Linked DNA regions of Homo sapiens: regions 1 and 2 are each linked to region 3. The links are chromatin contacts, found by Hi-C or POLR2A ChIA-PET in ENCODE. All regions are on one chromosome and are shown on one strand. The core of a region is the stretch at or near the end of the contact, and the rest is flanking DNA. Distances in the headings are between cores, read along the strand shown. Region 1 overlaps FBXW8 (F-box and WD repeat domain containing 8). Region 2 overlaps LINC03088 (long intergenic non-protein coding RNA 3088). Region 3 overlaps RNFT2 (ring finger protein, transmembrane 2).

Region 1 (3,150 bases), core at 144-2,643, 160 kb before region 3:
GACTGTCAGGCACCAGTAACTCTGGGGATGTCCACTGGAGTTTAGGACCAGTGGTCTACAGGAGCTTATGCTTTTCCAGTCAGATAACCTTTTCTGTACTTAGCATTTCATTGATTCTTCTTTCCTCAAAAATAATTTCTTTTTATCATTCCCAAGCTATTTCCTTCCCTTCGAAGATTTACCCAAGAAAATGATTACTCTCTGCATTAGGCTGGTTAATGCCTTGCTCCAATTCCAATTGATTCAATTTTTCAAAATTCACCAAGAAATAAATGTGTGGAGATAACAGTTTGTGACTATTTGAGTTCAAATCCAGCTCCAGCACTTGTTAGCTGACGGACTTAGGGGAGCTGCTTAACAGCTCTGAGCCTGTTAGCCTTTCTGTAAAGTTGAAGACAACATTACCTACTACATAGGACTGTGAGGCAGATGAAAGGAGACCGGCCACACGAAGCACTGAAGATGGACCATTCCTTTCTGTCTTTTATTTTTATGCAGTCTATAGTTCCTGCTGTGTTATAAAACATATTTAATCTATCAATGCTAATTCCCCTTCTATTGATCATCCGTAAATCTAGCCCTATTTCCTATAACTTCCTATTATCTAGAACAGACCAAGCTTTTTGCTTTCCTTCTCTTGGCAGTGTATCTTCCTATCTTTCTTTTTTCTTGCCTTCTACTTTGTCTTTAAACTATAAATGCTTTGAGTTTAGGATCTTACTATAAAGGATCATTCAGCACTAAATAAATATAGAGAATTGGAAGAAAATAATACATTTGGGCTGCTTTGCCAGACTTCCAAACTGTCAGTAGGCTAAGGAAGCAATTATAAACAAAAGCAGAGCCTTCTTCAAGCTAAATGTTGCTTCGCATCTAAAACACAGTGCACTCTTAAGAATTATGATAAACTTGGGGGATAAGCGGATCACAAAAGGTTCCACAGCACATTCCCCTGGCAATTATTTTGGCAAATTCTTTCCATCCTGACTCAGAAGAGAAAAATATGCTGCAGAAAATGCCAGTGGCTCTACATATCAGATGGGAGATCGGCTCTCCCATGCCAAGATGTCTGCTCTTAACATGGGCTTCCTTCAAACACTCTGCATTGCATTTGTTTGCATTTGTTTTGAGACATCACAACAGTAAAGAGAAAAAAAACTCCCATTTGCATAGAGCTTCTGAGTCTTCAGAGACTCGTGTGTCTCCTCTCACTGGGCATTCACTTCCATCTTGGGAGGCGCACCATTTTACTCCTCTCACAGAAAAGAAACAGAAGCACCGAGCGGTTAAACAACTTGGTCCAAAGCCACTTGTTATGTCATGACTTGGTACGTCATGAAGTTGGGCTGGAATTTAGCTGGAAAAGTGCAGGATGAGCGGCTGCATTTGTAAGTGCATAAAATAACTATGAGCTCAATGAGTAACTGACGTACACCATCACACTCACCCTGGGTGCTGCCAAGCGTGGAAGCTATTTAACCACAGCTCACTCTAAGCACACATGGAGTTTATCTATAAACACATTTTTCATTATTAATCAAGTATTGGCTTTGCTGGCATCATTTTTCCAACAGAACTTTATGCAATAAAATATCCTTCACCACAAGGTTGAGTAGCACAGAGCTATCCTGAGAAGAGTCTTTTTGGGAAAAAAAAAAAAAAAAATCCAGGGCTCCATCAATTAAATGGTCAAATCTTTCTCTCCTGAAAGCCTGTTGTGTCTTCATCTTTTTCGATTTCCCCTACTTCAATTATAAAGTGTCGCACTTGATCAGATCCTCACTTGTCGGGGGGCTGATATCACGTGCACAGTTCTTCAACATCATTTTTAGGTGCAAAATCATTTAGGATTGTATGTCCTCTTGATGAGTTGATTCTTTATCACAGGCAAAGTCCCTCGGTATCCCTGGTTACTATAGTCTTTGCTTTGAAATCCACTTTGCATGGCCACGCCAGTTTTCGATTAGTGTTAGCATGCAGAACTTCTCCCATCTTTTCGCTTGTGTCTTTATATGTTTAAAGTGGGTTTTCCATAGACAGCATGTAGTTGGTCTTGCTTTTAATTGGGGTGTTTAAATCATTTATATTTACTGTGATTATTCATAAGGTTGGGTTTAATCTACCATTTTGCTAATTTTTTAAATTTATCCCATCTGTTCTTTGCTCCCTTTTCTCCTCTTTTGTTGCCTTTTTTATTTTTTGGATTGAGTATTTGGGATAACTAAATGTGGTTATTCCATTTTAATTCCTTTGTTGGCTTGTTAGCCAAAACTCTTTGTTATTTTAGAGGTTGCTTTTGGATTTTAACATAAGTCTTTATCACAGTCTACCTGCAAGTAATAGTGTATCATTTCACATGTTATATAAGAACTTTAGGCTGGGTGTGGTGGCTCATGCCTGTAATCCCAGCACTTTGGGAGGCTGCGGTGGGCGTATCACTTGAGGTCAGGAGTTTGAGACCAGTCTGGCCAACAAAGTGAAACCCCGTCTCTAGTAAAAATACAAAAATTAGCCAGTCATTGTGGTGGGCACCTGTAATCCCAGATACTCAGGAGGCTGACGCATGAGAATTGCTTGAACCTGGGAGGCGGAGGTTGCAGTGAGCCAAGATAGTGCCACTGCACTCCAGCCTGGGTGACGGAGTGAGACTCTGTCTCAATTAAAAAAAAAAAAAAGAACTTCACAGCAGCATACTTCCATTTCTTCCCTTCCAGCCTTTGTGCTATTACTGTCATACTTTTTATTTCTACATATGTTACAAACTTTTTATTTGTACATCTTGTAAACCTTAAATACATTGTTATTACTTTTGCATAAGCAGGCAATTATCTTTTAAAGATATTTAAATAATAAAAAAGCCATTTCTATTTATCCATGTAATTACCACTTCTAGTTCTTTCACTGTCACTTTCAACATCACAAAGTCCTGCAGCTTCTGCAAGGTTTGCAATTTCCCTTTGAACTGTATTGTTGGATATCTGCCCCAAAAGCATATGGGCAGAGTGGGCAGGAATAGATACAGAAGCTAACAGGGAGGGGTGTTTGAGTGAAAGCTAATTTTATAAATGGTCAATTTATCAGTTACTACAGTTATATCATGGCTACTTTTATAATCTCAAAACTGCAAGGACTTGAATAGTGAATAACTGA
Region 2 (3,147 bases), core at 335-2,834, 150 kb after region 3:
ATCCAGCTAGTGGTTTAGGGGCCAAATGTCAAGTTACAACCGTGGTACCTGCCTAGGCAGAAGAGTTCAGGGCAGAGTGAAAGCATCTTACTTAGGGAAGACCTGACCTAGCAGTGCTGGTGGGTTAGGGGGAGGCCAGAAAAGGTCTGAGGGACTTTTGCCCTGTAGGGGGGTGGGCGGGGGCTTTTTCTCATTAAAAAAAATTACATTTTGCAACTTTGTTGGTATAAATCCAGGTTGGATTCATCATAATATAGTCACTGTCTCCCTCTTCTGATTTTAAAAGAAATTAAGCCTTTTTTTCTGGGCCCCTAAAGGTATCATAGACCCTGGACACTATGCAGTTGTGCCTCTGGGAAAAGGTCGCCTCAAGGAAAAGACAACGGAATTAATATCTGAAGAATAAACAAGAGTTAATTCAGTGAATAAGGGGTGGGGTCGGTGGGGTGTGGGCACCATAAACAGCATATACAAAGGCCCTGTGGTGGAGGAAATGAGCAATTGACAAGCTTCAGATGTAGCTCAGGAAGCATGTGTGGATAAGGTGAGGACACAGAGAAAGCCGGGCCATATGCAGCCTTTCCCCAGAGCAGTGGGAAGTCACTGATACATCTCAAGGCAGGAAGTTGAATGACTTTGGAAGGCATCAATAGGAAAAGCTGGCCAGAAAACCAGAAGGCCCCCCAATTCTCCCTATTAAATCTAATCAACAGAATGAGAACCTATCTGGAACAGAACAGGCATTGATGTTACCCAGGTTAAGAAGAAGCTGAGATGTACGGGCCTGCTGGTCTGTGGTTACTGGAGAAGACAAGACAATATTTTCCCCCAAACTTTGTTATGCCTTCTTTCCTAGGTGGCGCCCTTGGGAAATAGATTCTGAGGCAGAGATTTGTGTGCAGGTTTATGGGTGTGTGTTCTTGGAAACAACATCCATAAGGACGTAAGGGCAATATTGGGCGGATACAAGGGAGATCTCAGGTTATCCCAGAGCTCCCTAGAACCAGTGAAGCAGGAGACGGGACTTAACTCCAGGGGTGGGGCTTGGACACTGGACCACATTGAGGACTAGCTAAAACAGGGATGGGGCAGTAGCACCTCTCCATAAGACACGCCCACCTGTGAGCGCTGACAGTTTACCATTGCCATGGCAACACTGGGAGTTACTGCTCCTTTCCGTGGCAAAGACCGAGGACCCAAATGCTACCACCCTTTCCTTGAAATTTCTGCATAAACTGCCCCTTAATCTACATGTAATTAAAAGTAGCTATAAATATTTTCGTTTGTTTTTTTGGAGGCTGCATTGAGCTGAGGTCACGCCATTGCACTCCAGCCTGGGCGACGAAGTGAGACTCTGTCTCAAAAAAAAAAAAAAAAAAAAGAAAGAAAGAAAAAAAAAGAAAATACAGGCATTTGTTGTGCTGTGCGTTGGGTATACAGCAAGCTTGAAACAGGCATGCAGGCACGGCTGTGGGCTCCTGGTCCTCACAGCCTGGCAGGAAAGGCAGGCCCTTGGACACTGAAGTGAGGGGAAGCAAAGTTACTGGAGATGAGAACAAGGGACCCAACTGTCATGTAAGACAGGATGTGGCATGTGTTACAGTAAAAGCAAAAGTTCACTAAAAAAGCTTCTGCACAGCAAAAGTGATAATCAACAGAGTGAACAGACAAGCTGCAGAATGGGAGAACATATTTGCAAACTGTGCATCTGACAAAGGACTGATATCCAGAATCTACAAAGAACTCGAACAACTCAACAACAACAAAGGGCAAATAACCCCATTAAAAGGTGGACAAAGGACATGAACAGACATCTTGTTAAAGGAGACACACAAATTACCAAGAAACATGTGAAAAATGCTCAACATCGCTAATCATCAGAGAAACGCAAACTGAAACCACAGTGAGATACTATCTCACTCTAGTCAGGATGACCATCATTAAACAGGCAAAAAAATCACAGATGTTGGCGAGGATGTGGAGAAAAGGGAACACTTCTACACTGCTGGTGGAAGGTAAATTAGTACAACCTCTATGGAAAACAGTAGGGAGATTTCTCAAAAGAACTAAAAATAGTCCTACTATTCGATCCAGCAACCCCAAAACTGGTGTATATACCCGAAGGAAAAGAAATCATTGTATCAAAAAGATACCTGCACCCATATCGCAGCACTATTCACAATAGCAAAGATAAAGAGGCTAAGTATCCAGAACACATGAATGGATAAATATCTCTCACACACACACACACACACACACACACACACACACACACGAAGACTACTCAGCCATGTAAAAGAATGAAATCATGTCCTTTGCAGCAACGTGAATGGAACTAGAGGCAGTTATCTTTAAGTGAAATAACAGACACAAAGTCAAATACTGCATGTTCTCACTTATAAGTGGGAGCTAAATAATATGAACACATGCACATAGAGAGTGGAATAATAGACATTGGAGACTCAGAAGGGTGGGGAGGGGGAGGGAGAGGGATGAAAAGTTACTTAATGGGTACAATGTACACTATTCGGGTGATGGCTACACTAAACCCCAGACTTCACCAGTATGCAATATATCCATATAACAAAACTGCACCTGTACTCCCGAAATCAATCAATCTATGTATTTTACCGATCATCTATCAGTCTATTTATCTTATCTTTCATCAATCTATCTTATCTATCAATCATCTATCTTATCTATCATCTATCAATCATCTATCCATCGTATCTATCTTCTATCAATCATCTTATCTATCATCTATCAATCTATCAAGTCTTATCAATCTATTATCTATCTATCTATCCACCCATCCAATCTCGCTCTCTTTCTCTTTCTCTCTCTCTCTCCCCCTCTCTAAAGCACAAGCTCGGCTGGGCGCAGTGGCTCATGCCTGTAATCCCAGCACTTTGGGAGGCGAGGCAGGCAGATCATTTGAGGTCAGGAGTTCAATGAGACCAGCCTGGCCAACATGGTGAAAACCCTGTCTCTACTAAAAATACAAAAAAAGTGAGCTGGGCATGGTTGGTGGCATGCATCAGTAATCCCGGCTACTCAGGAGGCTGAGGCAGGAGAATCGCTTGAACCCAGGAGGCAGAGGTTGCAGTGAGCCGAGATCATGCCACTGCACTCCAGCCTGGGTGATAG
Region 3 (3,408 bases), core at 15-2,514:
TGTTCGAAGTTGCTAGACAGTGGTGGAGCCGGGATTTAAATCCAGCCTGATTTTCCAGAGTGGCTTTGTGCCACTCTGAGAAACAGAGAAAGGGAGACCCTAGGAGACCTTAGGAGATAAAGTAAGATGTGGGAGAAAGAGAAAGAAAAGATACAAGCTATGGGGGTAGAGAGGGAAGGATAACTGAAGGATGATAAAATTCAGAATAATGGGTACCCCTGGTGGGGGAAGTGAGGACACAGGAACTTTCCAGATGCCGGAAATGTTCCATATCCACCACAGCCAATCCAGTAACCACTGGTCACATGTCGCTATGGAGCACTTGAAATGTGGCTATTCTGAATTGAGATGTACTGAAAGTCTAAAATACACAGGGATAGCTGGGCATGGTGGCTCACACCTATAAACCCAGAACTACGGGAGGCCGAGGCAGGAGGACCCCTTGAGACCAGGAATTCGAGACCAGACTGGGAAACATAATGAAATCCTGTCTCTACAAAAACTAGCCAGGCATGATGGCGCACGCCTGTAGACCCAGCTACTCGGGAGGCTGAGGCAGGAGGATGACCTGAGCCCAGGGAAGTCGAGGCTGCAGTAAGCATGATCGTACTTCTACACTCCAGCCTGGGAGACACAGTAAGACTGTCTTTAAAAACAAACAAACAAACAAACAATATCCCTTAAAAGCAAAAGAAACAAGGAATTTCAAAGTCTTAGAAAAACAACAAAAGGTAAAATATCTCATTAAAAATTTTATGTTGATTACATGTTGAAATAATATTTTGGACACATTAGGCTAAATAAAATATAGTATTAAAATTAAAGTCACCTGTTCCTTTCTAGTTGTTTAACGTGACTACTAGAACATTTAAAATCGTCTGTGTGACTACTCTTATATTTCTGTCGGACAGCTTTGTTGATACTTTGATCTGAGTGATTACATATGTTTGTAAAAATCCACTGAGCTTTATAATTAGGGCACTCCACAGTATGTAAGTTATGCCTCAATACAAAAGAAAAAGGAAAAAAGGCAAGAGAAGGGCGAGCCAGGATGGAAAGAAGCGCAGCAGGTAGGAGGCGGGGCCAGCGGGGCGGGGCTGGTGGCCGCGCGTTGCCTGGCAACGGGTGCTGCCGGTGACGTCACCACCCGGCGGCAGCCATTAATCCCCCTCCTGGCGGCGCGGGCTGGCCCGGCCGCCTGCCTCCTCCTCCCCCGGGCCCGGATGAGATCACCGCGTCGGGCGGCCGGCTGTCCCCGCGCTCCCAACAAATCGACTCCTCGGCGAGCGCCGGCATCTCATGATCTCATGGCCCCGCGGGACGGCGCCGGCCGATGAGGTCACAGCCCCGCGCCCCGGGCCGCCCCGCTCTGCGCGCCGCCGGCTCCGGGTCTGGCCTCCGGGCGTCCCGCGCCGGTACCAGGCCCCCGAGCCTGAGGCTCTTAGCCCTTCGCGGACAAAGGAGATCTCAGTTTGCGAAGGGCAAAGCTGCCTTTTCCATCCTTTTGACGCATCTTTGCGCGTCCACTCCCCGCTCTCTTATTTGGACATTTCACCCCGAAGACCCCTTGTCCAGCAGGGAGTGACCTCATCAGCTCCCCTAAACTTGAAGTCAGGGGCCATGCGACGCGGCTTGCCTGCAGGATTTCACAGCCACTGAGTGAAGGAAGTTGTGGAGCTGTGTCTTACAGACGAAGAAACGGGATCAGAGGGATAAAGGAATCTGCCCCAGATTACCCACGTAGGGAAGGGTGGCGCAGGAACCCGGACCTCCATGATGTGAATGAGCCCTTTGACAGCCTTTTTCTTCTCCTTACCTGTACCCCAAACCTCTGCACCTTTACCCCAGTTCCTCCTTGCTCTGGTGTAAACAGTGGTAACGGTCCCACTTGCGGCGTGCCCCCGCAATGCTGGGTCCTGTTCCACATGACAGACCACTGTAGAGGAATTATACGGACCATTTTACAGATGAGAACACAAGGCTCGGAGAGGTCAAGTTACTTGCTGCAGAACTGGGACTTGTACCCAGGTGACTTGACTCTACAGCAGAGCCTTTCAATTACTCGACACCACCTTCCCCAGAAAAAGAGGAAGGCTTCCGAATGTTGACAGTGGACGATACACCCTCCCTTCTCTCTCCGACAGGGTCGCCATCAAACCCAGTTGAAGAGGGTCCAGTGAGAGCCTATTAGAGGCTTCACAACTCACTTGCCAGCAGCAGATTTCTCCCATCGCTTAGAGACTGCTCACTCACACCACTCCTCAGAAGACCTCCAGCAACATACACAGCCAGGAACGACAGGAAGGAAGGGACATGACATTTACTGAACGGCAGTGCTGAACCAGGCACTGAGCCAGGGCCTGTTACTAAGGGCAAAGCTGGGAGGGATATTACCAGCCCAGGTTTGCAGACGAAAAAGCGGATTTTTTTTTTTTTTTTGAGATAGGGCCTCACTGTCACCCAGGCTGGAGTGCAGTGGTGCGATCTCAGCTCACTGCAGCCTTGAGTTCCTGGGCTCAAGCGAGCCTCCCCTCTCAGCCCCACGAGTAGCTGGGACCACAGGTGTGTGCCACCATGCCCCAGATAATTTTTTAAAGACTTTTTTTGTAGAGAGGGGGTCTCCCCTGTGTTGCCCAGGCTGGTAAATATTTTTTAAAACCAAAGTCAGATGTCAAGGAAGTACAAGTTTCAGCTCAAATGTCCATCCCACAGAGAAAGCCCTTTCCCGTTTCCCTAAACGAATTCTCCATGAATTGTTTTTATTTGTCTCTAGTGCTTGTTGAAACTTGAAGTTCTATATTTGCGTGTTGATATAGTTTAATGGTGATTTCCCCCAATGAAATGAGAGCAGGGACTCTGTTTTGGTCTGTTTCTTTCATTTATCATCTTATCCCCAACACCTTCGCAGTGCCTGTCATAATATGACACTGAAATATTTTTGGAGTAAATGCAAAGAATTGGTGGCTTAGGATGGTGAGCAGTGCTGCTCAAAACTCAGGTTTGTTTGAGTGTAAAGTGTGGTCTTACTCCATACTTTCTAGGAAGTTCAAAAGCCCCTTGCTACATATACTTTACTTACAGTGAAGTCCCTGTGGTGCTTTTCAGAGCCTATTAATTCTTAAGTGTACTACAGTAGTGACAAGTTTGGCATTCTGGTTTCCCAATCAGTAGTGTCCTCTGTTGGTAGCTGAGAGGAGAGGAAAATCAGAGGAACTGAGTAGGAAATTAGGCGTGGAAGGGACAAGGTTATACAGCTTATGCTCTCACCTTTAATAACAGCAAGGAAGAAGACGTAAAAACTACAAAAATCAGGCTGGTGCAGTGGCTCATGCCTGTAATCCCAGCACTTTGGGAGGTTGAGGCATGAGGATTGCTAGAGGCCAGGAGTTTGAGACTAGCCTGGGAGAC

The links. Hi-C counts contacts between places; a loop is a spot of excess contacts on that map. ChIA-PET counts read pairs that join two places held with the same protein, here RNA polymerase II (POLR2A). Pooled maps may share reads with other maps.
Region 1: a loop to region 3 is called in a pooled map, with 11 times the contacts of the local background. The contact joins two enhancer-like sites. A Hi-C loop is called at or near these places in 2 of 168 maps with a recorded cell type or tissue (OCI-LY7 and chondrocyte) and 6 of 50 pooled maps. POLR2A ChIA-PET finds 5 or more read pairs at or near these places in 3 of 52 experiments (OCI-LY7, activated B cell and naive thymus-derived CD4-positive, alpha-beta T cell).
Region 2: a loop to region 3 is called in a pooled map, with 5 times the contacts of the local background. The contact joins two enhancer-like sites. A Hi-C loop is called at or near these places in 5 of 50 pooled maps. POLR2A ChIA-PET finds 5 or more read pairs at or near these places in 2 of 52 experiments (OCI-LY7 and activated T-cell).

Annotation. Positions count from the first base shown.
Region 1 is chr12:116,981,139-116,984,288 of GRCh38, reverse strand. The region is part of intron 5 of FBXW8 (F-box and WD repeat domain containing 8); the gene reads right to left. The region is part of intron 2 of LOC100506551 (a long non-coding RNA gene); the gene reads left to right. Among named protein-coding and RNA genes, the nearest start is that of FBXW8, 72 kb to the right of the region's middle. Within about 2 kb of position 1,393, at least 3 of the 41 ENCODE cell types and tissues checked have a DNase peak (open chromatin) inside an H3K27ac peak, as active enhancers do.
Region 2 is chr12:116,671,753-116,674,899 of GRCh38, reverse strand. All of the region lies in intron 1 of LINC03088 (long intergenic non-protein coding RNA 3088), which reads right to left. Among named protein-coding and RNA genes, the nearest start is that of LINC03088, 12 kb to the right of the region's middle. RefSeq lists an enhancer at 1,647-1,956. Within about 2 kb of position 1,584, at least 2 of the 41 ENCODE cell types and tissues checked have a DNase peak (open chromatin) inside an H3K27ac peak, as active enhancers do.
Region 3 is chr12:116,817,352-116,820,759 of GRCh38, reverse strand. All of the region lies in intron 7 of RNFT2 (ring finger protein, transmembrane 2), which reads right to left. Among named protein-coding and RNA genes, the nearest start is that of HRK, 62 kb to the left of the region's middle. RefSeq lists a silencer at 1,028-1,387 and an enhancer at 1,588-1,637. Within about 2 kb of position 1,264, at least 40 of the 41 ENCODE cell types and tissues checked have a DNase peak (open chromatin) inside an H3K27ac peak, as active enhancers do.